Regions from separate parts of the Homo sapiens genome. Here regions 1, 3, 4, 5, 6 and 7 are each linked to region 2. Evidence: chromatin loops called from intact Hi-C (ENCODE). Cell type or tissue: heart left ventricle. All regions are shown on one strand.

The links. A loop is a pair of places that touch in the nucleus more often than their neighbours do. Peaks named below come from ENCODE experiments on the same cell type or tissue, not always from the same donor. Only the 100,000 strongest peaks of a DNase experiment are listed, where the experiment ranks them.
Region 1: it touches region 2 in a loop (10-fold over the local background); 104 of 110 quality-filtered maps call a loop at or near these places.
Region 3: it touches region 2 in a loop (14-fold over the local background); 58 of 110 quality-filtered maps call a loop at or near these places.
Region 4: a loop joins it to region 2, with 23 times the contacts of the local background. A loop is called at or near these places in 4 of 110 quality-filtered maps.
Region 5: a loop joins it to region 2, with 5 times the contacts of the local background. A loop is called at or near these places in 19 of 110 quality-filtered maps.
Region 6: a loop joins it to region 2, with 6 times the contacts of the local background. A loop is called at or near these places in 104 of 110 quality-filtered maps.
Region 7: it touches region 2 in a loop (4-fold over the local background); 104 of 110 quality-filtered maps call a loop at or near these places.

What each region holds. Positions count from the first base shown.
Region 1 is chr1:205,790,249-205,794,248 of GRCh38, reverse strand. SLC41A1 (solute carrier family 41 member 1) reads left to right here. Exons shown (of 11, transcript NM_173854.6): 11 at 2,531-4,000. The coding sequence ends at 2,716. Among named protein-coding and RNA genes, the nearest start is that of RAB29, 17 kb to the right of the region's middle. RefSeq lists an enhancer at 2,558-2,617. In heart left ventricle, a CTCF peak has its summit at 2,491 (motif pointing left); no DNase peak of the experiment used is centred here; H3K27ac peaks cover 609 bases.
Region 2 is chr1:205,976,009-205,980,008 of GRCh38, reverse strand. It overlaps RAB7B (RAB7B, member RAS oncogene family), which reads left to right. Exons shown (of 6, transcript NM_001164522.3): 6 at 1,081-3,269. The coding sequence ends at 1,158. SLC26A9-AS1 (SLC26A9 and RAB7B antisense RNA 1) reads right to left here. Exons shown (of 4, transcript NR_110984.1): 4 at 1,914-3,990. Among named protein-coding and RNA genes, the nearest start is that of RAB7B, 25 kb to the left of the region's middle. In heart left ventricle, a CTCF peak has its summit at 2,414 (motif pointing right); DNase peaks (open chromatin) are centred at 2,418 and 3,118; H3K27ac peaks cover 1,445 bases.
Region 3 is chr1:205,657,063-205,661,062 of GRCh38, reverse strand. It overlaps SLC45A3 (solute carrier family 45 member 3), which reads left to right. Exons shown (of 5, transcript NM_033102.3): 5 at 1,392-3,212. The coding sequence ends at 1,829. Among named protein-coding and RNA genes, the nearest start is that of SLC45A3, 21 kb to the left of the region's middle. RefSeq lists an enhancer at 398-986. In heart left ventricle, CTCF peaks have their summits at 1,971 and 3,317 (motif pointing right); DNase peaks (open chromatin) are centred at 1,942 and 3,342.
Region 4 is chr1:205,708,838-205,712,837 of GRCh38, reverse strand. It overlaps NUCKS1 (nuclear casein kinase and cyclin dependent kinase substrate 1), which reads left to right. Exons shown (of 7, transcript NM_022731.5): 7 at 1-16. Among named protein-coding and RNA genes, the nearest start is that of SLC45A3, 30 kb to the right of the region's middle. In heart left ventricle, a CTCF peak has its summit at 1,520 (motif pointing right); no DNase peak of the experiment used is centred here; H3K27ac peaks cover 290 bases.
Region 5 is chr1:205,670,086-205,674,085 of GRCh38, reverse strand. The region is part of intron 1 of SLC45A3 (solute carrier family 45 member 3); the gene reads left to right. Among named protein-coding and RNA genes, the nearest start is that of SLC45A3, 8.4 kb to the left of the region's middle. RefSeq lists an enhancer at 3,508-4,000. In heart left ventricle, no CTCF peak of the experiment used is centred here; no DNase peak of the experiment used is centred here.
Region 6 is chr1:205,782,695-205,786,694 of GRCh38, reverse strand. No RefSeq gene overlaps it. Among named protein-coding and RNA genes, the nearest start is that of RAB29, 9.2 kb to the right of the region's middle. In heart left ventricle, no CTCF peak of the experiment used is centred here; a DNase peak (open chromatin) is centred at 2,420; H3K27ac peaks cover 2,924 bases.
Region 7 is chr1:205,808,216-205,812,215 of GRCh38, reverse strand. SLC41A1 (solute carrier family 41 member 1) reads left to right here. Exons shown (of 11, transcript NM_173854.6): 2 at 1,129-2,146. The coding sequence starts at 1,775. Among named protein-coding and RNA genes, the nearest start is that of SLC41A1, 3.0 kb to the left of the region's middle. RefSeq lists a silencer at 1,722-1,953. In heart left ventricle, no CTCF peak of the experiment used is centred here; DNase peaks (open chromatin) are centred at 445 and 1,975; H3K4me3 peaks cover 4,000 bases; H3K27ac peaks cover 3,276 bases.

The sequences.
Region 1 (4,000 bases), 190 kb after region 2:
CATAACTTTAGGACAGTATCAAAATCAGGAAATTAGCATTGATGCAATCTGCAGTGCTTATTCAGATTGAACCAGTTTTACATGCACTCGTGTGTGTGTGTGCGTGTGTGTTCGTTCTATGCAGTTTTTATCACAAGTGGAGATTTGTGTGACCACCACTATAACCAAAATACAGAAAACTGTTTCATCACCACAAGGCTCCCTTATGCTATCCCTTTACAGCTAGATCCACCCTTATTATTACATTTTAAATTTTTATAGGTTTGATTTTTGAATAGTCACATAGTTCAAAAATGTTTTAAGGTTCATAGAGAAACCTCAGTGAAAAGTCTTCTTTTCTGTCCTCTTCTTCACAGCCATCTGTTTCTCTCCTTCACAGACCATCAGTATTATCCCTTTCTTGTGTGTCCTTCAAACCTATTCTATATTTATAAAAGTAAACATATATTTTTCTTATTTCCTTCCTCTTTTTTACACACATGTAGTATACTGTACACACTGTCTGCACCCTGCATTTTTCATTTAAGTTTATCTTTGAGATCATTCCATATCAATACATAAAGAGAACAACACCCTGATTTTCTTACAGCTCCATCATATTCTGTGATACACAGACCATAATTTTATTTCGCCAGTCCTGTATTGATTAACACCTATCCCTCCAGCCCCCTCACCCCCAGCTTTAGAAAGGTTGTGTTCGGACATCTTGGCAGGGGCGGGGCTGAGAATCAGCCATATGCTGTTGCCCTGCAGCAGTTAGCCAAGCTGCCACATTCCATTGCTAGTGGGTTCCAGTGCAGCACGTGGTGGGAAGATGGGGGTGGATATGCCAGGGGTCTGTGGTGGAGGTTTTCAGCTCATCCCTTGGCCTGAATTGGAAAGGATGAGCCTCAGTGCCATCACCCATGATGAATACCCTGGAGACATTCTTGCCTCTGCTGTCCTCTCTAGATCTGTGGAGGGCCAGAGCGTGACACTTGATCCCCTGTAAAGGCTCTTATTGATCCCTTTGCCACCTCCTCCCAGCTGTGTGTCCTGGGGCCTGCTCAAGAAGCTGGAATGTGAGGACAGCTGCTACCATTCCCTTCCTAGGGCATGTCCCAAAGGCCTCCTGGCCATGCTCTTTATTTGGGACCCTTCTGCAGCTGCTGGAAAGGGTGTGAAGTTATGGAAGGTAGGGGAGCCAAGGCCGTGGTAGCACAAGACAGCTGTGTGCAGAGCAAGGGAGAATGTGAAGAGTCATCTCTGGCTTCCTTGGAGAGAGGGCAGGATTCTCTCAGGCAGAGCCTAAAATTTAAAAAAAAAAAAAGAGAGAGGACAGGAGAGCAACCAAGATTGCCTAAAAATAGGTATCAGTTCTGGCTTCTGGATCCCTTAAGGGCTGTGGTTCCCGCATCTGGATCCCTTAGGGCAGAATTTTCATACCACAGTATTTACAAAGTATAGTCAAGGGTAAAACCTCCCAGATGACTGACTGTATTAGAGCTTGACCGTCAGAATCTGTTTCATTCTCACGCAGATGCAGTCATTTAGGGAGCCCAAATGTCAGGCACTGTGCAGATTCTAGGAGATTCAGGCCTGCCCCACCGTGGTATTCTAGATCAAGGGCATCGCCAACTTAAAAGCGCATGTAAATCTTGTTAAATGCGGACTCTGACTCAAGAGGTCCAGAGATTTTGCATTTCTAACAAGCACCCAGCTGTTGTTGATGCTGCTGGTCCTGGGCCCACTAGCGAGATTCTGATCTGAGTCATTCTTAATTATCTGTATTAATAGAAGGTAAGCAAGAACACAGATAAAATCAAAGCCACAGATCATGTCAAATGTATTTTGAATTGGTATGCATTGTCTGCTTTATATTAATATTGAGGTGACTTATTCACAATTCAACTTTATTAGGACTAATGTTAAAATAAACTTGCATTCTTTGAGCCCAAACAATGGAAAAGAATGGAATGAAAAGCCACAACAACAGAATGAAAAGGGTCAGGAGGAAGCCAGCTTGGGATGATCATCTGTTACTTAAGACAACCGCCAGCAGCAGCTTCAAACACTATCCTTATACCACTCTGCCGAGAGAAGACATCCCTTTAGGAAAAGCTGACTCCAGCAGCCAGCCCCCTGCCATGCTCCTGGAAAGGCCAACATGGCAGGAATTGGAGTGACCCCAGAATGAGGTGACCCAGAGTTAGAGGCAAGAGGGCTGAGTTTCTGCAACAAGTAGGATTTAGGTCAGGAAGCTCCTTGTTTGGTAAACTTGGGAGCAGAATATAATGCTGATGTGGGTGACCCTGGGTCGTAGCAGCATCTTCCTTTCTAAAGAGCTCTTATTGTGCCTGTTGTCTGCTCAAAGTGGTAATTGTGGGGTGGAGAAACACAGAGAGGTTGCTGGGGTGGAAAGAGGAAGATTAAAAAGTAAGGATTATGGCCAGCCAAGCCCTGTGATGCACTGAATGGGTCTGATCATGTGGCCTCTGGCTCCCCCTGGAGAGAGAGGATGGCTATAGGCTGGGCCCTTTTGTCTCCCCAGGTGCTGATTCTCCTGTACATCGCAGACTGGATGGTGCACTGGATGTGGGGCCGGGGCCTGGACCCGGACAACTTCTCCATCCCATACTTGACTGCTCTGGGGGACCTGCTTGGCACTGGGCTCCTAGCACTCAGCTTCCATGTTCTCTGGCTCATAGGGGACCGAGACACGGATGTCGGGGACTAGCTTGGTCACTCAACATTTTCCCCATCCCTCTGCACTTTCTATTTGAAATTTTTCTTTTGTTCCCCTGTCCCTCCTCCACCCCACACTCCCACCTCTTTCTAGGACTTCACTTTGATACCAAATTCTCATTATTTTCAATGGGAATTTTTATACATTGAGCCAAGTTTGTATAGCAAGAATTTGGGAAACACAGATGGCCTGAGATAAGCAGTACAAGTAGGTTTTTGAGACAATCACCAAGTGCAGTTTCATGGTGGGTGCCTCCAGGTGATGTGGACTGGAGCAGGGGAGTTTTGTCTGGAATCTGGGGACATGGGGTTTGGCTTTAGCAACCTGTCTTGGCCCTAATGAGAAACCCTTTGTAAGTGGGCTCTGGATTTTTGGTTTTGTTTTCTTTTTATCTGTTTTGTTTTATTTTTGGTTTTGGTTGAACAGAGGGACAGAAGAATAAGTAACACTCCCAAACACAGACATACTTTTGTAGAAGTGGACCAACTTCAAAGCTCTGGACAGGAGACACCTGCTCCAGGCCCCTGTGATCCCAGTTCTGTTCTCTTGCCCTCTGGACCTAAGCGTTCCCACTCGCAGAAAGAGTAAGGTGGACTGACTTTTCAATTTGTGCACATGCCTCTTGTTCAATGGCCTGGTCAACATCAACAACCCCTCCCTCTGATCATTTCCAGTTGATTGTCATATCCAGGAAAAAATGGAACAGTGCACTCTTCTCCCTGTTGACCCATGTCCACCTATTGGTTCCCCAAAATCCACATTCTCCCTGGGCCCAAATGACTTTGTCTCCCTGGGCCCAGATTCTTTGTCTCTCTTCAACCTTCATCTCAAATTGTCTCTAAGCACTACCTTCCCCAGAGCTTGCCAGGTTGGGTTTTGAGATTAGGGTCAGGTCATGGGTATGTGGAGAATGGTTTGGAGGTTGAGGACAACCACAGGTGTCTCATTGCTGCCATTTCTCCTGAGGACATAATCACTTGGTCACCTTGGACCCTGTCACTTCCTAAAATTACTCGTTCTGTCATGCCATAGAGGTCAGTTTTCCTCTTTCTTGGCTTCTACCCACAAACATTCACCAATCATTTATTCGTTCATTTAGCAAATATGCAGCCTCCGCAAGATGAGCTCTCCTGCAGACAAGCATGGTCTGAAACATTCTTTGAGCAATATTTATTGAGTGCCTACTATGTGTTAGGTACTGTGCCAGGCACTGATAAGCCAGTGGTAAGGGAAACACAGCTCTAACCTCACCTCATTCTCCAGGTTACAAAGGCC
Region 2 (4,000 bases):
TGGACACCACCTCCTGAGGTCTAGGGTCATGAGCATTAAGGATTTGGTGGATATTCACCAGCTGGGTGTCTGGCCTGAGCCTGGGAACTGCCGGGGAGATAAAATCAGAGACAAGGAGGCAGCACCCCTGTCCCTGGAAGTTGCCCCCTGAGAAGGACACTTGAGATGGACTGCCAGGGACAATTTTGCGTGATACACAGGATGCTCTGCCCCTGCTCAGGTCCATGCCAATGTAGCACAAACCCCTTCCACGTAGAGTGAATGCTCATCACTCACCCCGAGGCCCACAGTACTGGCTGTGGGAGGAACATGAACGCGATTGAGCTCTGTGACTAGCAGAGGCCATAGCAGCGTGAAGAGATGGGATCCCTTGAAGAAGAAAGTCTTCAGCCTGAGGAACCCATCTGCTTAAAGAAGGGCCCCCTCCTCCATACCACCCCAACCCCTGAACTGGGGAGGGGGGGCAGGCTCTTGGTGAGAAGTGGAGCCAGCTGGAAAGGCAGAAGCTTGGCAGACCGAGAAGGGGCTTCCTCTGGACCCTTGTTGGGACAAGAGAGACTGGAGAAGCAAAAGGGCCCGGGAGAAACATTGAGTCCATTTTAGGGAGGGCTGCCTGGATGTGGCCAGGACAGAGGACCGACTGGGCTTTTCTAGGCATGAGTAGGGGAGGCTGAGAGGTGGACAGGATGAAAAGGAGGTTGGGGGTATTGGGATATTTGCAGGAAGAGGTCTCCAGGAGAAATGAGGAGTGGCCGTCACCTCTCTGCCTAAGCCCAAATGACACCTCAGCTGTCCCCTCTGGAGAATGGAAAGTTATAGGACATGGCTGGAGGTCAGGAGACTTGGGCCGCTAATTCAGACACTGACCTGCTCTGGGCTCCTGGGAAGAGGCTGGAGGGGAGACACAGGGAAGAAGGAGGGTGGGGAACACCAGTGGCTTCCCTGTCTGGGCCTCAGTTTCCCAGAAGTATAATGGGGAGGAAACAAGAGCCCAGGCTCTGAGGCCCACTAAGAAATGAAGGGCGGGCGGTGCACTCTGTATCTCAGGACATGAATGCCGGCCTCTCTTTCCTTCCCCAGTACCAGAGCATCTTAGAAAATCACCTCACAGAATCCATCAAGCTCTCGCCAGACCAGTCAAGGAGCAGATGCTGCTGACCTCCAGACGCCTGCTCTGGAAGCCCAGAAACAGAGCCTGCCCCGAGCCTGGTCACCCCAGGCTTGAGAACAGGTGACCATCCCCCTCCAGCCCCACTGCCTGCCCAAGCACAGTGCAGGGGGCCTAAGCTCTGCGGCAGAGCCCTTGACCCTGGTGCTGGGCCCAGAGTCAGAGGGCAGCCCCTGGCTCAGGCTGAGTATAGTGAGAGCGTCTGGATGAAGCCCGGAATGTCAGAGCCAAACCCTGGTCCTGCAGAAGTCACCGTTTCCGCAGTGGCTCCAGCTTTCCCCACCCATCCACCCCTCAAACACTCCCGCTCCAGAACACACATCTCCGCAGACCGGCCACTGATTGGAGTCTGGTTACATCCTCCTGTGGACAGACCTTCCTCACCCGCTCCCACCTCACACCCCTCAGCCACAAGCAAAGCTTTGGACAATGGCACAGCTCAGCCTCCTTCAACGAGCAGACTAAGGAGTAAAGGTCTGGACCCCACATGCTGGGCCCGCCTCAGCTCCTGGCAGAAGCTGTCGTGCCTGAGACCCCCTCTGCTCCCTCCAGGGTAGAAGACTGAGGGAGCACAGGAGAAGCCACAAGGGACCATGGCTCATTCCTCCTTGCTGGGTGCTCAGGCAACTCACATAAATCTCTGAGTCTCAATTTGTTTATCTGTCCTGTGGGGGTGAGATGTGCCTTGCCCCCTGTATCACAGTGTGGTTTTGAGGACCAGAAGCTGTGCTTAAATCCAGTAGCTGTTGTCAATATGCATTTATTTACTTCTTTGACAAGTTTATTTTTGCGTATCTACTATGTACGATGCATTGAAGTCCAGTGACAAACAAAACACAGGGACTCTGCCCTCCTGGAGCCGACATCTGGTGAGGGAGAGACGCAGACTCTAGACAGATATTTCCAAATAGCAGGTAAGTGCTATAAACAAAGGGAAACAGGGTAATGGGATAGAGTGACAGGGGGTGGGATGAGTTGCTATTTTAGATGAAGTGGTCCAGGAGGGCTTCCCTGAGGAGGTGGCATTTGGTCTGAGGGCTAGAGAATGAGAAAGCAGCTGTCACCTGAGAGCTGGAGAAAGAACATTCCAGGGAGAGGGAGCATCAAGACCCAAAGCCCTGAGGCAAAAACAAGCTTGCCATGTTCCAGGAACAGTGAAAGGACATCCATTGACCTAATACTCAAAGCTGCTGTCCCAAAGACAAAGCAAAGGGGACCCAGCTCCCTTGGGTGGCTCCTAGATGCTCTGCTGCCTGACCACCAGAGGGCAGCAGTGCTCCTTCTCTTCCAGGCTGAGCAGAAAGTGGATGCTCATGAAGGTTTTAGGAGCTGGGGTTTTGTCCTTCAGATGCTCAAAGCTTGTTCATGGGCTTGGAGGCATGTTTAGCCCTTTGGGATTTGTAAGGCAGAGAATTCCAATTTCTTAAGCCTAGTAAGAAATGAGCAAAAACTTCAATATATATGACTCAGGCAAGAAATCAGCATCTGTGGCAAATACTAGAATGAAATGCAAGAAAGCTCACTGCAAGGAGTCTCCCTCCCTGCAGATTCCAAGGCTGGAATCTTTTTCTTCTGGCTCCAGGCAGCACAGACAGGGCCTAGCCTGGAGAGGGTGGACAAGATGTCCTCTCAGGGTCTTCAATGGCCAAGTCCATGCCCACTGCAGAATCTTTCTGTCTACCCGTAAGTATCCTTTCCTGAGTTCCAGGCAAAGCTGGGGATGTTAGCCTATGACTGTCATCTGACTTGGAAGGTACACCTAGGGGCCGGGGGGAGGTCAGCAGGGGAGTTTGGGAGCCACTTCTCCCCCCACGTGGCACTGGAGTGTGAACTGGCTCATTCTGGACACCAGCATGGAGCCAGCACGGGAACAGGGGGGCAGCCTAGAGCACAAGCTCTATCTGTGTCCTTCAGAGCTCCTGGGAAACATGATGCGCCCTCATGGGAATGGCATTTTGCATATCACACAGGCTGTCCTGGGAGTCAGGCAGACTGGATTGTCACGTGCGGTGTGCATGCAGCAGCTTGTGCACTGCAGTGGACCTGTGGACCATTTCTAAAGGTGCACAACAAATAATAAATGTGTCCTTCTTTGTTTTTATCTTTTGTGCGACTTAGATTTTATATTTTTAAAAATACATCTACGTGGTTCGATATGAAAAAGATACTAAAGGGCAGACAACTAAAAGTGAACTGAGACTGGCTACATAATTTACAGAACCCGGTGCAAAATGGAGATCCGGGTCTCTTGTTCAGACATTATTGAGTTTCAAGACAGCAACAACAGAGCCTACGATCAAGGATGGGCCCCACTGAGGGCAGGTCACTCATTCATGGAATCAATCCTTAGCAAACAATGAGTCTCAGACACACTGAAGCTAGAATGGAAAAGATTCTGAGTCTGCAAGAGGCAGAGCCACGCTCAGATTCAATAGGAGTTCCAAACCACACATTTTGCACCTTCTTCAGACTCAGGAGCCAGGACAGAATGTTCCAAATGCAGGGTGGGGATTGCAGGGGCTGAGAACCTGCAGCCTCTGTTCTGTCACAACCAGGGGACATCTCAACCCATCCCCCAGGCAGAGGAAACTGAGCCAACAATCAGGGCCACATAGAGGTCCTCCCTACGCACCACCCCCCATCCCACTCCCACCCTGCTCCCAAGTCTGGGACTGGCCCTCAGTGTCCACCCCAGCAGGTATAGGAATTGGCAGAGGGAGGCAGCATCTGGAGGCTGTGACTTCAGGCCGGGACAAGTGGCACCCACTGGAGCCTGGTTGGGGGTGTACAGGCAGCGCTTCTGGGGTCCTTCATCACCATCCCTGTAAAGAA
Region 3 (4,000 bases), 320 kb after region 2:
TTGGGGTGTCCCAAGGGAGGAGGAGATGCAGGACTGCTCTCATAGAGCTCTCAGACTGTAGGGAAGACCTGCCCCTGCGTCTCGTAGCACTTGAGGAGAGGAGTAGGTAAGTTCGTAGCTGAGAGGCTGGTTAACTGAGTAGGTAGCTGCAGGGGTGAGAGGTATGGAGGGGAGGGGCTAAGGTTTTGGTTGGGGGAGCCTGGTCCCTGAGACCCCTGTTAGCCCACTGATAACCTTCTTCAGCCTTCACTCTTCTGCTTGCCTGGGCTGGGGGCAGGGGGCTGGCATCAGCGGCCAGGCCTGAGTATGTGCTGTCGTGCCAGGGAACGTTCTGGGGCTAGCCATCTTCTCCAGATGGAGGAGCATGTCTGTCCTCGGACCACTCCAGACTCCAACCTCAGCGGACATTCCTGGGGTGGCAGGCAGGGAGGAGAAGTCCTGGGAGGCCCCTTCCTAACAGCAGCTGATGGCAGACTTGGCACTGCACGCTGTCTGCCTGTTCCTTTGCCCACTTGTTGAGCTGCATGGTGAGCCGTGGGCTTCCCTGGTGTCAGGTTTGAGCTCTGCCATGGCTCCCACCTCGCAAATGCAGCCAACTCAACTCTTCTGGCATGGGGACAATGTTGGATAAGACCTGGCCTTGTCCTTAAATAGGAGGCTCTGGGCCATCAAGGGCAGGGGTTGGGGGGATGGTGGTCGACCAGTCACTCTGATCTAAGTCAGACAGCAGGAAGGAAGTGAGAAGCCTTCAACATTAGCACAGCTGGGGCTGGGGGAGGTGGGAAGAGGGACATTCCTCCTGCTTGGGGTCTACTGGATTCTCCCTGCCCCAAGGCTGGGGACAAGGGAGCTCATGGCAGGGCAGCTACCCTAGTGGCATCTGGGACCCCAGAGAGGCAGAGCTTCTCTGCACCGGGCAATGAGGATTTCCAGATGTCGGAGTGGAGGGCAGGCAGGAAGGAAGGTTAGGAGAGCCTGCGTGGGGTTTGGGCCATCAGGGGCCCTGCCTTGGCTTTTGTTCCTCTGTTCTGTGCATCTCTTACCACCGTCTTCATTCCCCCTGTGTCTTTTCCTTACCTTGGAGCTCTGTTCTCTCTGATCTGTGATATTGAGTTTGTCTGCCTCTTACCTGTTCTAAGAGGCTAGAGGAGACCTAGACTTCTGGGTTCACATTTGTCCCCGCCCTACCCCGTTACCCTTCTCCCACTCCTGAGGAAGGGTCCTGGTTAGACTTGGACCAAGTAGGGTCTCCATCTTCTCTCCTGCTCCTGATTCTCATGAAGTCCCATTGCCCCTGGGATGGAGGCAAGGGTCTGTTCTCACAGCTGGGGTGGTGCCAGTGCTGGGTACACACCTGTCCTCTTCCCCTTTTCTTCACCCCTCTGCCTTAGGTGTTCCTGCCCAAATACCGAGGGGACACTGGAGGTGCTAGCAGTGAGGACAGCCTGATGACCAGCTTCCTGCCAGGCCCTAAGCCTGGAGCTCCCTTCCCTAATGGACACGTGGGTGCTGGAGGCAGTGGCCTGCTCCCACCTCCACCCGCGCTCTGCGGGGCCTCTGCCTGTGATGTCTCCGTACGTGTGGTGGTGGGTGAGCCCACCGAGGCCAGGGTGGTTCCGGGCCGGGGCATCTGCCTGGACCTCGCCATCCTGGATAGTGCCTTCCTGCTGTCCCAGGTGGCCCCATCCCTGTTTATGGGCTCCATTGTCCAGCTCAGCCAGTCTGTCACTGCCTATATGGTGTCTGCCGCAGGCCTGGGTCTGGTCGCCATTTACTTTGCTACACAGGTAGTATTTGACAAGAGCGACTTGGCCAAATACTCAGCGTAGAAAACTTCCAGCACATTGGGGTGGAGGGCCTGCCTCACTGGGTCCCAGCTCCCCGCTCCTGTTAGCCCCATGGGGCTGCCGGGCTGGCCGCCAGTTTCTGTTGCTGCCAAAGTAATGTGGCTCTCTGCTGCCACCCTGTGCTGCTGAGGTGCGTAGCTGCACAGCTGGGGGCTGGGGCGTCCCTCTCCTCTCTCCCCAGTCTCTAGGGCTGCCTGACTGGAGGCCTTCCAAGGGGGTTTCAGTCTGGACTTATACAGGGAGGCCAGAAGGGCTCCATGCACTGGAATGCGGGGACTCTGCAGGTGGATTACCCAGGCTCAGGGTTAACAGCTAGCCTCCTAGTTGAGACACACCTAGAGAAGGGTTTTTGGGAGCTGAATAAACTCAGTCACCTGGTTTCCCATCTCTAAGCCCCTTAACCTGCAGCTTCGTTTAATGTAGCTCTTGCATGGGAGTTTCTAGGATGAAACACTCCTCCATGGGATTTGAACATATGAAAGTTATTTGTAGGGGAAGAGTCCTGAGGGGCAACACACAAGAACCAGGTCCCCTCAGCCCACAGCACTGTCTTTTTGCTGATCCACCCCCCTCTTACCTTTTATCAGGATGTGGCCTGTTGGTCCTTCTGTTGCCATCACAGAGACACAGGCATTTAAATATTTAACTTATTTATTTAACAAAGTAGAAGGGAATCCATTGCTAGCTTTTCTGTGTTGGTGTCTAATATTTGGGTAGGGTGGGGGATCCCCAACAATCAGGTCCCCTGAGATAGCTGGTCATTGGGCTGATCATTGCCAGAATCTTCTTCTCCTGGGGTCTGGCCCCCCAAAATGCCTAACCCAGGACCTTGGAAATTCTACTCATCCCAAATGATAATTCCAAATGCTGTTACCCAAGGTTAGGGTGTTGAAGGAAGGTAGAGGGTGGGGCTTCAGGTCTCAACGGCTTCCCTAACCACCCCTCTTCTCTTGGCCCAGCCTGGTTCCCCCCACTTCCACTCCCCTCTACTCTCTCTAGGACTGGGCTGATGAAGGCACTGCCCAAAATTTCCCCTACCCCCAACTTTCCCCTACCCCCAACTTTCCCCACCAGCTCCACAACCCTGTTTGGAGCTACTGCAGGACCAGAAGCACAAAGTGCGGTTTCCCAAGCCTTTGTCCATCTCAGCCCCCAGAGTATATCTGTGCTTGGGGAATCTCACACAGAAACTCAGGAGCACCCCCTGCCTGAGCTAAGGGAGGTCTTATCTCTCAGGGGGGGTTTAAGTGCCGTTTGCAATAATGTCGTCTTATTTATTTAGCGGGGTGAATATTTTATACTGTAAGTGAGCAATCAGAGTATAATGTTTATGGTGACAAAATTAAAGGCTTTCTTATATGTTTATTGGCATGTGTTTCTTTTAGGAGGGGGAAAGACCTGATCTTTCTACAACATTCTTAACTCTCAGTTCAGGGAGCCCTTTGGCTTTTGACAGCTTCACTTCCCAGTGGCCACCAGCAGGTGGAGGCATAGACCAGCACTCTTTGTGTCAATTGCCAATTGTGGGGGGTTGTGCTGCACCTTGGACTGGGGGGTTTCGGAGTTGGGGAGAGGGGGTCAGAAAGAGTCTGAAGTGTGGGGCAATGGTGGCATTTTCCTTCTAAAAGACCCCTGAGTAGGGATGGGCATGATGACTCACGCCTGTAATCCCAGCACTTTGGGAGGCTGAGGCAGGTGGATCACTTGAGGTCAGGAGTTCCGAGACCAGCCTGGCCAACATGATGAAACCCTGTCTCTACTAAAAATATAAAAAATTAGCCAGGTGTGGTGGTGCGTGCCTGTAATCCCAGCTACTCGGGAGGCTGAGGCAGGAGAATCGCTTGAATCCAGGAGGTGGAGGTTGCAGTGAGCCGAGATCGTGCCATTGCACTCCATCCTGGGTGACAAGAGTGAAACTCCATCTCAAAAAATGAAAAAAAAAAAAAAAACCCATAGTGTGGCCAGGAGATGGAACAAGCACCCATCACCCACAGCATGGGAATAGGGAATGCACTTGGCATGTGCACGATGAGGCTTTTGACCCCACTGTGCCTTGGTTCATGCCCCTTCCCCTCTCCTCCACCCTCGTGCCAGGTCCGGTCAAACTCAGAGTCTTCCCTGCCCTGCCATCTCCCCGATGCCTCCAACCTCGA
Region 4 (4,000 bases), 270 kb after region 2:
AATGTTTATACTCACAGAACACACTTGCATTCAATTCCAAATACCCATAAGAACTACGCTGAATTTTGAATTAAAGATTACTTGTTAGGTGGACAATGTGGTACAAGATCCCTCTTTAGAACTGGGCTGATATTGTAGCTATTAGGGCTTTTTTCTTTTTAACTTTTCCTCTTGTTTACATACTTGCCTTGTCAGCCAAATACTATAATTGAAATGCAAATTTGGCTTTGAAATTAAATGCTTTGTGCATCCTGTTATCCGTCAGTGACTAGCTAACTTTTTAAATTTCTTTCTTTCTTTTTTTTTTTTTTTTTTTTGAGATGGAGTCTTGCTCTTGTCGCCCAGGCTGGAGTGCAATGACATGATCTCAGCTCACTGCAAACTCCACCTCCCGGGTTCAAGTGATTCTCCTGCCTCAGCCTCCCAAGTAGCTGGGATTACAGGCATACACCACCACACCTGGCTAATTTTTGTATTTTTAGTACAGACGGGGTTTCACTATGTTGGCCAGGCTGGTCTTGAACTCCTGATCTCAAGTGATCTGCCCACCTCGGCCTCCCAAAGTTCTAGGATTATAGGCGTGAGCCACCCCTCCCGGCCATTTTATTCTTTTTCGGAGATATGAGAGTCTTGCTATGTTGCCTGGGCTGGTCTCAAATTCCTGGACTCAAGGGATCCTCCTGCTTCAGCTCCCCCAGTAGCTCAGATTACAGGTGCAGGCACACTGCCCACATACATTTATTTCTTAATATAATGAGTTGTCTCAGGTTAAAGTTGAATTTGGATGAGCATTAACCATCTACTTTTCCTCATAATCCTTAAGTATTTTATGGATAACATAGACAATTTTATGTTTCAGGACAGTGCTGAAGAAATGCAGTCTGATTTAAAGGATTTCAAAAACCAACAAGTGGATAAACAGATGAAGAGAGGTTAAAACACACTTGGAGCTACCTAGACTCCTATCCATGAACATCGGTATACAGTACTACACTGTAGTTGTGCAACACATATTACCTCATTTAATTTTTCCAACAACTGTGAGATCGGCAAGTGTTTGTTCTTCCAATATTGTAAAGAATAACCTGGTTCAGGTAAGATGAGGTTTTATGTGGTACCTGATGTAGCTAGTATGTAGTACAACAAGGGTTTGAATCAGTGCTGTGTGCTTTAAGTTATCACAGTTGTTCGTTCTAAAGCCAGCTCCCTTTGGTATACATGGGTCCCTTAAGCCTTCTTCCTGGTATTGAGCTTTTGAGCATTTTGCTGTTCTCTCACATCTCCCAGTAACAGTGATACTTGAACCAGTCCAATGAGTTACATCAAAGATTTAATGGGGAAAGTCGGAAACTTCAATGAGTAAGGAGATTTCTCATTGAATACTTCGGTTTGCTTGAAAATCCTGGTGACCCCTAGACACAAAGCCTCAAATTATTTAAAAGCTTTTATTTTCTGATTATGTCTCATGATAGTGACTGTTGAGGAAAATGTTCGTCATGTTGACTGTATAGCAGTTACAGTCTGCCAGTAGAGGGCAGTGTTTGTCCTCCATAGGTAGTGGAATGCTTGCTCTCCCCATCTCATTTTTAGATACTATCAGACTAGGCTCAGGACATTTTTAGATACTGTCGGCTAGGCTCAGTTGATATTCTGCAAGTGTATCAACACCTTGCCACTTACTTGGGTTATCGAAGCCCTGTGATCAGTGTACCCAGTTAACATCCTAATGTATGTAGCAGCAATCTTTTCTGAATTTTAAATAGGAAATAGAATTTCTTGATTCATGCACATCTGTCTTCTTGTGTTGTTCCCTCTTTATATCTCCTAAGCCTATGTGGATAACATCCCGAAATAGAAGTGCAGACTGAAATTTCAAAATGCAGCTGTGAACTCTTTGCCCTATTTTGAAACAGGTGTTGTCTTTGAAATTGCCTTCCAGCTCAAAAGCCTTGTTTCTTGTACAATCAGCACTGATATGTGTTCACACACAACAAATACTTAGATTTGTTTTCAAGGTAATATGGTAGTTTGTGTTCCTTTATCTTGATGACTTGCTTCTCTTTTCCTCCATTATCTTACTAGAATAGATAGGTACTCATTTTGACATGCTTTGGCTGGGTCACCACCAAGAGAAATCAGTATTATTCATGGGTGTGCCCCCTGGTTCAATAGTAAACCCTGCACAAATATTGTGAAATAAATGCTGTGTTAATTCTGGGGTCAGGGAGTGAGAGGGTACAGCCAGAGTTCCCATCCTAATAAAGCAAATAATTACTTTAAACTATGATAACAAAATGTTGGAAATAATTGTTTGCCTTGATTTAGCAGTAAGCTGGCACCCAGAAGGGATTTGTTTAAAAATCTAACTTTAAGGAACAGGTTGATCAAGGAAGAGTACACATATATATTATTATTGGTAATGTTTTAGCTATTAAGTTGAATACACAAACCCTTTTATTAGAATGTGTAAGACCACCTCCTTGGCTGATGTACAAAGCAATGTGTGTAATAGTTATACTTTTTCCATCTTGGGAAGAAACACAAATACACAGTCTATATGTAGTCAGGGCTCTCCTGATTATAAGAGATTAGGGTAGATGGGTAAAGTAAGGCTCTGAAGGAGATAGAAAGTCATTGATCCAAGAAAAATGATAGCCTAAATTTTAGGATATGATAACTACCAATTTGGTAACCCTAGCTGATTGGTTATCTGGTAAGAAGTGTCTCATCCATAAAGAACTGAACGTGTGTAGTAATATAATTAACAAAAAATAAGGTGCAGTGGCTCACACCTGTAATCTCAACATTTTCAGAAGCTGAGGCAGGAGGATTGCTTGAGGCCAGGAGTTCATACCAGCCTGGAAAACAGTGAGATCCTGTCTCTACAAAAACAAAATAAACAAGTTAGCTGTGTATAGTGGCATGCACCTATAATCCCAGCTACTGGGGAGGCTTAGGAGGAAGAATCACCTGAGCCCAGGAGTTCAAGGCTGCAGTGAGCTATGATCGCACCACTGCACTCCAGCCTGGGTGACAGAATGAGACCCTGTCTCTTAAAAGATAAAAAGAAATAACGAAAAATAGATTGTGAAACACTGGTGTTTACCAAGAAGTGTGTAGACAGTGACCCACACTGGATCCTCATTTTGTGGCTATAAATTGGGTCTCTTGTGGTTCACTAATTCAGCCTAGAGGAATACAAATACTAAACACTTTAAAAATATCGTTTTACTTCTAAGGTAATCAGGAATAATGATATAGCTAAGCTCTTTTATAAGGCACTAAATGTCTTTAGGAATCAAAGACTCAATGGACGTTCTGTTTAGACCTTGGAACATAATCTGGGGCTTCAGTAACCTGACTTCAAATCTAATGCATGCCACATCTCAGTTACAAACCCCAAGCTCCCCCTGTTTTGTCTTTTCCTCCTGCTTCTGACCTAATTAACCCCATCTTTCTTTTCCTTCGTGTGTGTATGTGTGCGTGTGTGTGTGTGTGTGTGTGTGTGTGGATGAACAGTTAGTTTCCATGGGGTTAGCGTTTTTGAGGCAAAAATATTGTTTATACATCAACTAGATAGTCCTAGAGGTGGATGGGGAACCAGCTGTTCGGTAGAGAGCCACACAGTTGGCCTGAGTACAAGATAAATAGCATTCCTAAGCTCTGTTGTAGGGAATGCTGGTGTGACTTGAAGTACACAGGATATACACAGTATCTAGTTCAAAAGAGTGGTTTTTGTGCTAAACCTTATAAAATCACCAGTCCTGGGCCATTGGCAAAGCAAGTCAGTCCTTTTCTCACCTTGCTTTCCTTTCTCTTGCCATGCACTTAAGGGAAGCAATAAGACCTCTAATATTTAGCTCTTGGGCTACTCTTCTCTAGAAGTCAACACCATTGCACAGTCACTGTGCAATGAGAGAAGCAGATGGCTCTCTCTCTGGGAGAGCTAAGTCTAAGTAAGGACACACTAATAATACCAGACAGTGGAAACAGGAGTTCT
Region 5 (4,000 bases), 310 kb after region 2:
TTGTATCTTCACACTTGTGCCACTGTGCCATCTCATTGCACACCGATTGCATTTTATCCCTTTTGCCAAAGGGAGCTGCGATCAGTTGTTTTCTGTGTCCCCAGCATCTTCACAGCAGGCTTATACACAATTGAGGCTCTGTGGTGTTGGGTGTGGGTAGGTGGGTTTCAGTGCTGTCTGACATTCCCTTAGGGGAGGTTAGGTTGCATGCACTGAGGTATACTTCCAAGGGTCAGCAAGCTTGGGATCTTTAAATCAGAAAATGAGTTTCTTTGAGAGCCTACCCTTTCCTTGCTCACCACTGAGAGTGACTGTTTTTGAGAACACACTTGCAGAGTACTGAGTCTGACTTGGAGCCCTCTCTTTATAAATGGGACTGATCACAGACTCTAGGACTCAGATCTAATAAAGCCTTACAGGCCAATGAGTTTGAAACCCTAGAGGTGTGGGACATGGCAGAGTTGGAACCAGCACCATGGTCTGACTCTTGGTGCAGGGCACTGCCCATCTGTAGGTTTGCATAGATCTTTAGTCTCCTGGCCTCTTTCCTGTATACCTCACCTCCTAAGGGAGGCCAGGCTAAAGGGAAGACTAGGATTGGCTGTACATGGACAGGGAGAGCTGTCTAGCCTGGCTGACTGGCAGAGTTCAAGTTCAGTAGGAGGAAAGCCATTTAGGCTTCTCTTTTCAGTGGCTGTACGAAAAGGCAGGATGGGGGGAAGGAATTTCCGAGTGGCCTGGACACTGTGCCAAGCTCCCTCTTCCCCCTCCATGTTCATATTCCCCTACCTTGGGCCAAGGAATTTCTTGGTACTGCTGCCCCACCTTGTAGGGAAGCATTTATTGTGGCCCAAGAAGAGAATTCAGTTACTAATTTCTGCCAGGAACAGAGTCCAACTCTGGGAAGGACTAGGGAAGAGGGCAGTTCTACCCCCAGATGTCCTGGTTATTCGGCTTAGTTTCAGGTGACCGCTGACCCTTGGCACTGTGTTGGTACCTGAGAGTGTGTGGGCAGGTGAAGGATGGGGTAAGTGCGGCTGGGGTGTCCTTCTCCACCTCATTCCCCTTGACTCATTGGTAGGAGGCCATGAAAGTCCAAATACAAAGTAGGGATTTTATATTCCTATTTCACAAGGGTGAACATGAATCCCTTCCTGAATGTCATGTAGCCTCATCAGTGAGCCCTTAGGGGGTACCTGCCCGTGAAGAAGCAACTGCCGGGGGTAGGGGGTGCATGTGAGATCACCTGGTTGCACAGATGTAAAGAACCTTCGGCATTATCCAGATTAGCTCTCATTTTACAGGTGTAGAAACTGAGTCCCAGAGAGGTGAGATGGCCTGTCTAGGCTACACAGCTCTTAAAAAAAGTGGCTGAAACAGGACTGCCCTCTCCTGGCTCCCAGTTCAGAGCACCTTCCAGCATTTTCAAATGGTTCGAATTTTCTGCTCAACCACTGTTTATTTGTGCAACCTTGGGCATGTTACGTTCTGAGACTGAGCTGTTCATCTCGAATATGAATATTAAACACCTACCTTGGATTTGGAGCGTATGAATTGTATGAGTTATTAGAGAGAAGGTACAATATATCAAGTACCTGGCACACGCTAGACGCCTCTGAGGCAGTTAGTAGGGGTCGGCCACTGTGTTCATTTTCCCTGTGGATGGAAATCGTGCTGTCTCATAACTATGGGATCTTTGTCCCACCTTCTACCTCCCTTCTCAGCCTTCCTCCAGCAGGCAGGTCTGCTGCAGTGACCTCTCCTCACCTGTTGGGGCCAGCACCTGGGGAGGCAGTTGCATTCTTGGCATTCCTCTTGCTGCTAGGGGCTGAAAGAGGCGCTGGTGTGGTGGGGGAGGCACGTGGGTGAGGGGGGGGAATGGAAACCGAGAAGAAAGTGTACTTGGTCTCCCCTAACCACAGCCGCTCCTGTTTGGGAATGAGAAAGCCCTTCCTCCACTGAGGAGGCGACCAAAGAAGTGGCCGCCAGGAACTTTCATATCCTGTATCTCAAACACACTCCACATCTATGAAGTTGGTGGTATTAATCTAAGTTTCTGTGCCTGTAAAATGGGTATACTAATTGTACCCACCTCATCGGATGGTTGGAAGATCAAGACGCACGGCAGAGTGCCTAGTATGTATTATAACCTCAATGTTGGCTGCTATTGTGCGTTTTCTTTTCTGTTTTGTGTGCGTGTTTGTGGTTTTTTGTTTGTTTGAGACAGAGTCACCCTGTTGCCCAGGGTGGAGTGCAGTGTGGCATGATCTCGGTTCACTGCAACCTTGACCTCCCGGTTTCAAGCAATTCTCATGCCTCAGCCTCCCGAGTAGCTGGGATTACAGGTATGTGCCGCTATGTCTGGGCCTGGCTAATTTTTGTATTTTTAGTAGAGACGGGGTTTCACCATTTTGGCCAGGCTGGTGTCAAACTTCTTGACCTCAGGTAATCTGCCTGCCTCGGCCTCCCAAAGTGCTGGGATTACAGGCGTGAGCCACCGTGCCCGGCCTGCTGTTGTTCATTGTGGATGAGGAAACTGAGGCATGGGAAGGTCAAGTTACAGGCTCATGCAATTATAATAAGTGGTGGAGCTGGCATGCAAACCCAGGTCAGGCAGACACCCAAACCCAGGTCAGCCTGCAGAGTCTGCCAGGGTTTGGGGACGTCAGGATTCAGAGGGTTGTGGTCCCTCGGGTGGAAGAGAGCTCCAGGTTGAAGAGCACTGCTGGTCCTGGTTTGGAGGGCATGCCCAGTGTGACCTTGGGTTGCAGCTGTTCTCAGAAACTAAGTGTGATTGGGAGGCCCAGGTGCCTGGAGTCAGAATGTGTGTCTGTATTGACTGTCACCATGGGATTGCCAGGTGACCCTTGGGAGAGTCCCCATGCTTCAGCCCTAGCTTAGGCTGTCCAGGACTGACTCTGGCCAAGGTGAGGGTCAGCCAGCCCCAGAATCCCTGTCACTGGGTAGGAGAGGGGAGGGGAGGGCAGTGCTGGCTCCAGGGACTGCCCCTCTGTCCCTTCCCCTCCCCTTCCCCCAATCTCCTCTGGCATTTGTTTCCTTTCCAAAGCTGGACTGGAGCTCTCAGACAGGGCAACAAAAGCCACTCTCCACCGCGCCACAGCCACCTGTTGGGTTTTCACACATTGGGGGTGAGTGGGGGGAGGGAGCCATTGCCCTTTTCCCAGTGTCTGTGGTGTGCCCCCTCTGCCCCCCTAGGGCCTGGGATTCTCTTTGCTGCCCGAAGTGACGGGCTCAGGAGCCGGAGGGGGTGGGGGCCAGCAGCAGCTGGAAGGGGAATTGAGTGGGAAGGGGCCGGCGCTGGCAGCCGGAGAGAGTTTGATGGATTACTCTGCAGGCCGAGAGGTTTCTCCCTAATCCCCCTTTGTGTCCCGGCCTGCAGCCCCCTCACCCTCTCTGACAAGCTGCTAAGCAGAAGGCTTCCAGTAACGGTGAAGAAAAGGCAGCTCAGCAGGGCGAACTCTAAATCCCTGGCCTCCAGGCCCTGGGGGAGGCAGGCACCAGGGAGCAAGTCCGGGATGGGGCTGGGGTCCCCCGTCCCACTGCCGGCCCTTATTCTTTCTTAGGAGTCCCTGAGGTGGGGGGGCTTCATTCTGAGTGGGGTCCTCAGGTTCCCCTGGGAGCCCTGTGAAGTCGTGGGCCTCCGCTTTTTCTGCAAATCACTGTTTTTTTCTAGGGCAAGACTGGGGAAAGCAGAGACCCTCACTGCTTTGGAAATATTTGGCCCCAGAGAATCAAAGACTGAGTGGGTTGGGAGTCACCAAAGCCGTGGTTGTCTAATGCCGTGTCCCTCCCACCATCTCCCCAGCAGCCCAAGCACATGGCACCCCTCACAAAGGGGATCTGTCATGATGGGGAGCGCATTGTCTCACAAGAATGCTCATTTCCAGGTCTCCTGGCTAGTGCAGGCTCTTTCTGGGGTGTCCCCAAGGCTCCCGTGGAGCTGCCGTGAGGGTGGGGCTCGTGGGGAGTGCAGTCAGTG
Region 6 (4,000 bases), 190 kb after region 2:
TAGTATAATGCTGTTTACTGTACTGTATTTTTATTACATTATCTAAATATGAAATATTTTAATATGGCACCCATGAAAATGTCTGGCTTGAATGATTAGAAACAAAACAAAAAAAAAACTCTACAGCCAGGCATGGTGGTATGAGCTTATAGTCCCAGCTACCCAGGAGGCTGAGGCCGGAGGATCAGTTGAGCTCAGGAGTTCAAGTCTAGTCTGGGCAATTTGGTGAGACTCTCTTTTCAAAAACACAAAAATCTTAATAACTCAAGAAAGAAAAAGAAATTGCAGAAAAGTGAAGACAGCTTGGCCAACCAAAAAAGAATGTTTAAAAATAATTTCAAAGACTTTACAGTCATATTTATGTTTAGTTAAGTATGAATGACTAATATTATCTAGTCATTGGTGATTTTTTTAAGTTAAATGAAAAACACATCCAAATAAGTTTAAATGTTCTGTCCTGGCCAGGCGCGGTGGCTCACGCCTGTATTCCCAGCACTTTGGGAGGCCGAGGCGGGCGGATCACGAGGTCAGGAGATCAAGACCATCCTGGTTAACACACTGAAACCCCGTCTCCACTAAAAATAAAAAATAAAAAAATTAGCCGGGTGTGGTGGTGGGTTCCTGTAGTCCCAGCTACTCGGGAGGCTGAGGCAGGAGAATGGCGTGAACCCGGGAGGCAGAGCTTGCAGCAAACCGAGATCGTGCCACTGCACTCCAGCCTGGGTGACAGAGAGAGACTCCATCTCAAAAAAAAAAAAAAAAAGTTATGTCCTATTCAGTCATATTTATGTGATATACAGTCCTTGTTTTGAACATAAATATTTTGTATTATATTCAAATGTTAAGTGAAAAAAATGTTGAACAATTGTATAGAGAACATTGCATTAGAAGAGCCCCAAATTGCGGCCTTCTTGGGACACCCACATGTTTATCTGTCTTTTACTCGGCCACAGGCTGTCATGCGCATAACTTTCAATCATATTACCTAAATTGTTAACTACTTCACAAATTACTCAGAAATAAAGTATGTGGTTTTTAGGAATTCGAAGTCCATGGAAAGGGAGACTAAAGCTTTAAGAGGTTAACTTTAAGACCTGCCCCAGGTGTCAAAGACGGAATATTAACTACAGTCTCCTGATTGGCAGGCCACACACCAAACCACCCTTCGACACAGGCTCAAGAAGGTAGCGGGGAAAGATGTCACCATGGCCGGAAGTGCTCTTAGGGGACCCACGTCCAAGCCAAGAACAAGGCCACTGATCTCTCGCCCTCATAACTCCCATCCTGTGGAGCCAGAATAGTCCATCATGTGCCCACTCATGCTTCTGCTCATGCTTCTACATTCTATATCTCTCGCTTAGCTTAACATCTAGGTTATCTTTTTTCTGTATCAGGGTCACAGCTGGCTGCCAGAATCCTCTGAGATGACCCAGGGCTTACCTAGAATTTCTCCTGCTTCTCCAACCAGACACAACTGCCAGGCTGCCTTCGCCAATCAGGGCAGATTCTTTTTTTTTTTTTTTTTTTTACTTCAGTAAGTAGGGGTCCTGTTTTCCACCTTTGGAATGAGGAAACTCAGAAAACATGCTAAGGATGCTGTACTCTTCTGGGAAACCTCCCTCATCCCCACACCCAGCTTAATTTTTAAAAATAGTTGTAATTAGAGGTAGACAGACATAGTAATAGATTTGGATCCCAGCTCTCTCAGCTCGTGGCCATAATTAGCCTCTTTTGGTCCCCAAAATGGAACAATAATGCCCTCTCTGTGGGGTTGTTAGGCACACAGAAGATTCGACAAATAGAAGCTTTTATGATGATGATGATAAAATGTGGGTTGAATTAGTGGTGGTAATAATATGAAGGAACTGGGGAATGAAGAAGTGGATAGCCCTGGAGCGATGCTGGGTTTTTTTGTGAGGTTTTTTTTGTTTCGTTTTTGGTTTTTGTTTTTTGTTTTTTTTTGAGATGGAGTCTTGCTCTGTCGCCCAGGCTGGAGTGCAATAGTGCGATTTCGACTTACTGCAACCTCCACCTCCCAAGTTCAAGCGATTCTCCTGCCTCAGCCTCCTGAGTAGCTGGGATTACAGGCATTCGCCACCACACCTGGCTAATTTTTTTGTATTTTTAGTAGAGACGGGGTTTCTCCACGTTGGTCAGGCTGGTCTCGAACTCCCGACCTCAGGTGATCCGCCCGCCTCGGCCTCTCAAAGTGTTGGGATTACAGGCGTGAGCCACCAAGCCCAGCCGATGCTGGGTTTTATCCATCTGTGACATGGGTGCAGCTGAAGCTGGACAACGCTGAGCAGTGAGGAGGACCAGCCTGTTTCACAGCTAGGCTTCCACTGGGCGAAGGCTATGACATGGCTAAGCTAAGCCAACTATGACCCTGAGTCCAGCTGCATCCTCAGAGGCTCAGAAACCTAGTCCCATTCAGATGTCATCCCACTCAAGGAGGCTGCCAGACCCACACACCCCCAGAGGCCTGTGCATAAGACCAGATGCCAGCTGGTCAGTGGACTGGACGGACACGTCAGCCTGACCAGCACATTCACTCCTGGAAGCAAGCCACAAGGGAAGGCAGATGATCAGAAAGTACCTGGAAAGTCAGGAATCCTAATAGAGAAGTTAGTTTTAAAACGCAAAAGTCCAGCAGGCGCCAGGCCTTGTTATATTTGGCTGCATGAGTCTGCACAATAGGGATACCTGACAGAGGGCCAGATATTCTTGTAAGACTCTGGTCCCTCTGCCAGACAGAGCCCAAAGAAGTGAAGCCAGAATTCTTTCAGAGTCTCCTTTCTTTGCCTCTGAGACCTTTCTTTGGATCAGTGCATTCCTTCTTTAGGTGTGTTTATACCTTGGGTCAATGTCACCTCCTGCCTGGGCACCTCTCATTACATGTGGATTTCACAGTTTATCTTTGAGAGGGGTAGGAGGACAATGCTACTTCCAAGTTCTTGGCAAGGAGGGGCAGGTTATCAGTGGATAACTAAGGATGGCCTATGGGTGCAATAATTTCTGCTTTTCTCACCTCCTAGAGAGTTGAAATAACATAGGAAATTAGAACAGTCATGTCTGTGTTGGAAGGGAACTTTATTTTGTTTCACAGATGAGACTTTCCTGTGCCATATGGACAGTTGGGAACCACACAACCAGTTCTTTGAAGCAAAATTTTCTCTTTAGTTTTCACTTTTTTCCTGTCTTCTTTCCCTGGCCTTTATTTGGGGTGGAAGGAGGGTAGCCACAGAAGGAGGCAAATGTGACAACCAAGGCAGTGAAAACTATAGTTTGATGTTTTCCCTAGATACTCCCAGGCCCAAATCTGGCCTAGACCCTTGGCACGGGCCAGCAGAGGAATGACTGGCAGGCTGCCCTTTGAACTTGCCAGCCTCTCTGTCCTGAGGGTTTCCTTGGGCACCTTGCTGCGAAGTCTTCCAGCTGAATGCTTAGCTGGGTCACAGGCATTTCACCAAGCTGCCTGCCCCTCCCCAAAGCAACAGCCAAAAAGTTATGATCATCGAAGTGAGTCTGGGGGTTGGGGCTGAGGAACAGCTGTAGCCTCTTGACCTCACCCTTCTCTGGGTCTGTCCCTCTCCTCTGTGCTGCTGCTGGGCCATTTGCTATGTCACTTCAGTCTTCCCTTCATGTTACAAAGCATTTTTCCACTCTGCTCCTAGGACAATGTTGGAGGCTCTGGAGATTATATAAGCTGTCTCTCTCCTATTTGAAGTCAAGCTCCCAAGTCCTTAGGAGATTGCCTGGCACCAGATCATTTCTTCAACAAGTGTTCATTGAATTCATAGTGTAGGCATCACTAATAGCTACCTGACATCAGCAACATACTAAGATGCACACCACATCCTCTGTGTGGGGCTCTTGCCCAAAATGTTTCTTAAATCAAATCTTGAGGCAATAAACAGACAATCCAGGATATGCGACTTCCTGTAAGACAACTGGCATGGACTCTAAAAAGAAAGTCAAAAAAAAAAGGGCAAGGGATTGT
Region 7 (4,000 bases), 170 kb after region 2:
TTCCTCTTACCTGGTGGAACTCTCTTTAAATTTATTTTTTACGAATAAGAGCTCTTCTGGTGAAATGGAATAGGATGGGAGTCCATCAGGAATTAGGAAGCCTGGGGATTCCTTTAGGCAGAGAAGTGGAGCCATTACAGCTAAAGAGATGCATTTGGAGCAAGTGCATATTGGCTTACGGTGCTTTGGTTTTTGTTTTGGGTTTTTTTTATTGCTACTTTTGTTTTTTTGTTTTTGTTTCTAAGAATTCCACTATATCCAACTCTCAGTAACCCTGGGGAACAGGAGGAGCCTAATTAACTGAAATGCGTGGGTAATAAGCAATCGTTTTATGCTCTGTCCCTTCTAACTGAGATAACTCCCTTGTCCTATCTGACAAGCTCACAGGGCCAAGAGCAGGGGGAGACGGGGAGAGACAGAGGCCTGGATCCGAGTCAGCTGTCTGAGCTCTTTGTAACACTGTTGACTCTCAAGGGCAGGAGTGGGTAGGCCTCTGGCTCTTGGCCTTGGTCTGGCAGGCTTGCCCCACTGCCCAGGGAGTCCTCCTAGCTTTGTTTTGTTTTCTCAGAAGCTAGAACGATCTGGGGTCTGGGGGACTTCACTCAGCAATCAGTTTCTCCCTATTTCTTTGCCCTGTGTGGCTGTCTTTCTGTTGCTGTCTTGTGATGATAAGCAGTCACTTTATACAGGGGTGGCTGTGTGGCAGGGAGTTTGTGACTGAATTTGTAACTGAACCCCACTTAAATAATGCAGGGTTCTTAATGGGCATTCAAGAAGGGGTCTTGCTGAGGACACACCTACCCACCCCCAGTTGCTGAGGAAACAGTGCAGAGGGCTTCTGCACAGCATCTTCCCAATCCCAGGCTGGTCACATCTCATTGCTGGTGACCACGGTGGTGATCCCTCAGGAGGGTTGCTGGTGGGGAGGATGGCGGGGATAGCTCCTGCTGAGCCTCCAGATGGAGCAGTGCAGGACTGAGTAATTTTTGCGGAAAAAGGGAGGCAAATAGCAAACTCTATAGCTATATGATGAACTCCTAACTTCCTTGGGGGGAAATTCTCCCAGTACAAGCTGTCCTTTGCTATAGTGTAATGTTCTTTTTCTTTTCTTTCTCCTTCCCACATAAGGTGTTCCACACTGATTCTCGTGACTTTAAGGACCAGGGATTTGAAGAGGTATTAGCTCTTCCCAGGAAGGGAGGAAGTTTCTGGAAGAGAAGGGAAAGACGGCAGACGCTGCGCTGGGACCAGCAGAGCCTGAGGAGCTGTGGGAAGCTGACAGAGCCCAGCCAAAGGAGCGGGAAGGAGCCGCAGCCCCAGGCTGGCACTGTGTTCTGAAAGATTTGAACTCAAGCTGCTTTTTACGGAAGAGGGGCCACTTCAGAGGGCACCCCAGAATTTGGTTGAGCTCTTCTACTCTGGATGCCCCCTGCTCTGAGGAGCCTGCCACTGAGAACCAAAGAAGATAAGAGGACAGATACTTTTTCTTCAAGCACAGAGCTGGTGGGTTGGAGTCAGGCATCTGCACCCCTAGTGGCTGTCTGGTGAGGAATTTCTTGTTTCTTCCCAGCTTGCGGCTTCAGTGCTTGATGGGGCTGCCTGTTGGTGGATCAGTTTTTGCAGTGCCTGGTAGGAGTGGAGAGCCGTGGGAAGAGGTCCTGCGGCGCCCAAGCCTGGGTTCACCCCAAGACTAAGTTCTTTCCCAAGTTAGAGAAGAAGAGAGAAAGCAAAAAGAAGAGAGGAAAGTTCTCCCTTCCCCTCCTCCGTGCCTGTCATGTCCTCTAAGCCAGAGCCGAAGGACGTCCACCAACTGAACGGGACTGGCCCTTCTGCCTCTCCCTGCTCTTCAGATGGCCCAGGGAGAGAGCCCTTGGCTGGGACCTCAGAGTTCCTGGGGCCTGATGGGGCTGGGGTAGAGGTGGTGATTGAGTCTCGGGCCAACGCCAAGGGGGTTCGGGAGGAGGACGCCCTGCTGGAGAACGGGAGCCAGAGCAACGAAAGTGACGACGTCAGCACAGACCGTGGCCCTGCGCCACCTTCCCCGCTCAAGGAGACCTCCTTTTCCATCGGGCTGCAAGTACTGTTTCCATTCCTCCTGGCAGGCTTTGGGACCGTGGCTGCTGGCATGGTGTTGGACATCGTGCAGGTAGGACCTGAGTAGGGCAGCTCTTGACTGTGAGCCCAGGGCCACCTTTGCCTGCTGGGAAACTTGGAACTTCCTCTCTACCTCCCTGTCAGAAGTGGCTGCTGCTTCCTAGAATACTGTTTTCCTTTGGATCATGTCCTCGGTTTCTTCTTGGTCTAGTTCCTTTCTACAGAAGCCTCAAGGAAACCGAGTAGCCCTGGGGAGGTGATCAGGGCAGTATTGCTAAATAGAAACAGAATTGGCTCCCGAGCTCAGGCTTGGGAGAGGAGAGATGGAACAGGGTCGTTGCTTGCCATCTCTCCCAAGCAGTCCTGCCGAGCCCAGCTCAGTAGGAGACATTTACAAGGGTCTCCTCTTTATGCCTTTTGTCCCCTGCATTTGGGGTTTCAAGGATACCCATAGTAGAAAGCTCAGTTTCAAGCCTCTCCTCCATCCCCCTACTGGGCAGGAATTTGTTCAGCTGCCAAGAGGGTCTCAAATTAAGTAGGAAGGCTCTTGAAGGCATTTTGTGTTGCTTATCTTCCTGTAACCTTGGCATAATCCCCTTGGGGGGTGGGGGTGGGCACTTGCTGTCTGATGCATGATTTGGAGATTTGGTGTAACAAGACCCAAATGTGCTAATTATCTGCTGTAAATGGGGACAAAATGTAACTAGGCCTGGGCAGAACTGTCTCTCCTCTTTGCTCCTCACCTGTCATTCTGAACCTGCCCTGGGCAAAGAGGGTTCTTTTTGAGGACATTGGGTAGAATGAAGGATGAGAGTCGGTGGGACATGGAATCTAAGAGCCAGAGATGTGCCATGTTAATTTATTGTGAGTCAGGACTTATGAAGAACCTCCAGGTCCAAGAGTTAAAGTTTTGTTTTTAGATAAAAGTTTTTTAGGCACAGTGTGGCACACCAAACTTTTTGAAGGTGCTGGGTTTACCTAAGTAATTCAGCAATGTGTATCAAATTCCTGCTGAATGCTGGCCTCTGTCCTAGGTACTCAGAGAAATATTAATACCAAGGCAGGAGGAGATCTGGCCTTTGCTTTTTGGGACCCCCAGTGTTCCCTGACTGTGATATCTCCCAGAAGGACACGAAGCTTAGCATCACCTTCCCTGTGCCAAGCCAACCCTACAGACCATAGTGATATAGAGTTCTGCTGGTAGGTCTCACCATGCCTGTGTCCTGGGAGACTGAAGGGGGTTGGTTCTTGATAGTGTGTGCACATGGAGAACTTTGACTTGAGCCCTTCAGGGGAACCCTGCACCTTTGGTTGCTCATGAGAGTGCTGTTTAAGTCATGCCAAAGTGCCTTGCACTGCCTCCCCTTTCCCCAAAACTGTTATCTTGAAGGTTGTTCCTACATGGAGGTTGGGAAGCCAGCCTGGAGCTTTGGGTTCCTCCTGCTAGGGGCTGCTCCTCCCCCTAGGGCCGGGACTGGGACAGTAGGAGGAGGAGAAAGAGACTAGGGTAACATTTTTCTTCACCTCTTCTATTCCTTTCCTGTGGCCTCAGTTCTCATTCTTGAAGTTGTTGCATTCTGGTTTGATACCTACAAAGGGTTGCAGAGCCAGGGTCCAGAGGTGAACTGAAGAGAGTTGTCTTATTTTCTGGATAATAGTAATGGTAGTGGGGAAGCATTTGGGGGGCTCTTCGGTAGGCCCATGAGGTAGGATCCATAATCATCTCCATTTTGTAGGTAGGGAACTTGTAGCTTAGAGGGATTAGGTAACTTGTCCCTGGTCATCTGACCCTAGAGCCCACACCACTAACCCCTGTGGCCTTCGCCATGGCCATGGTTCACCAGTTGGTTAAAAACTCGGAGAGGGGGCCGAGCTCAGTGGCTCATGCCTGTAATCCTAGCACTTT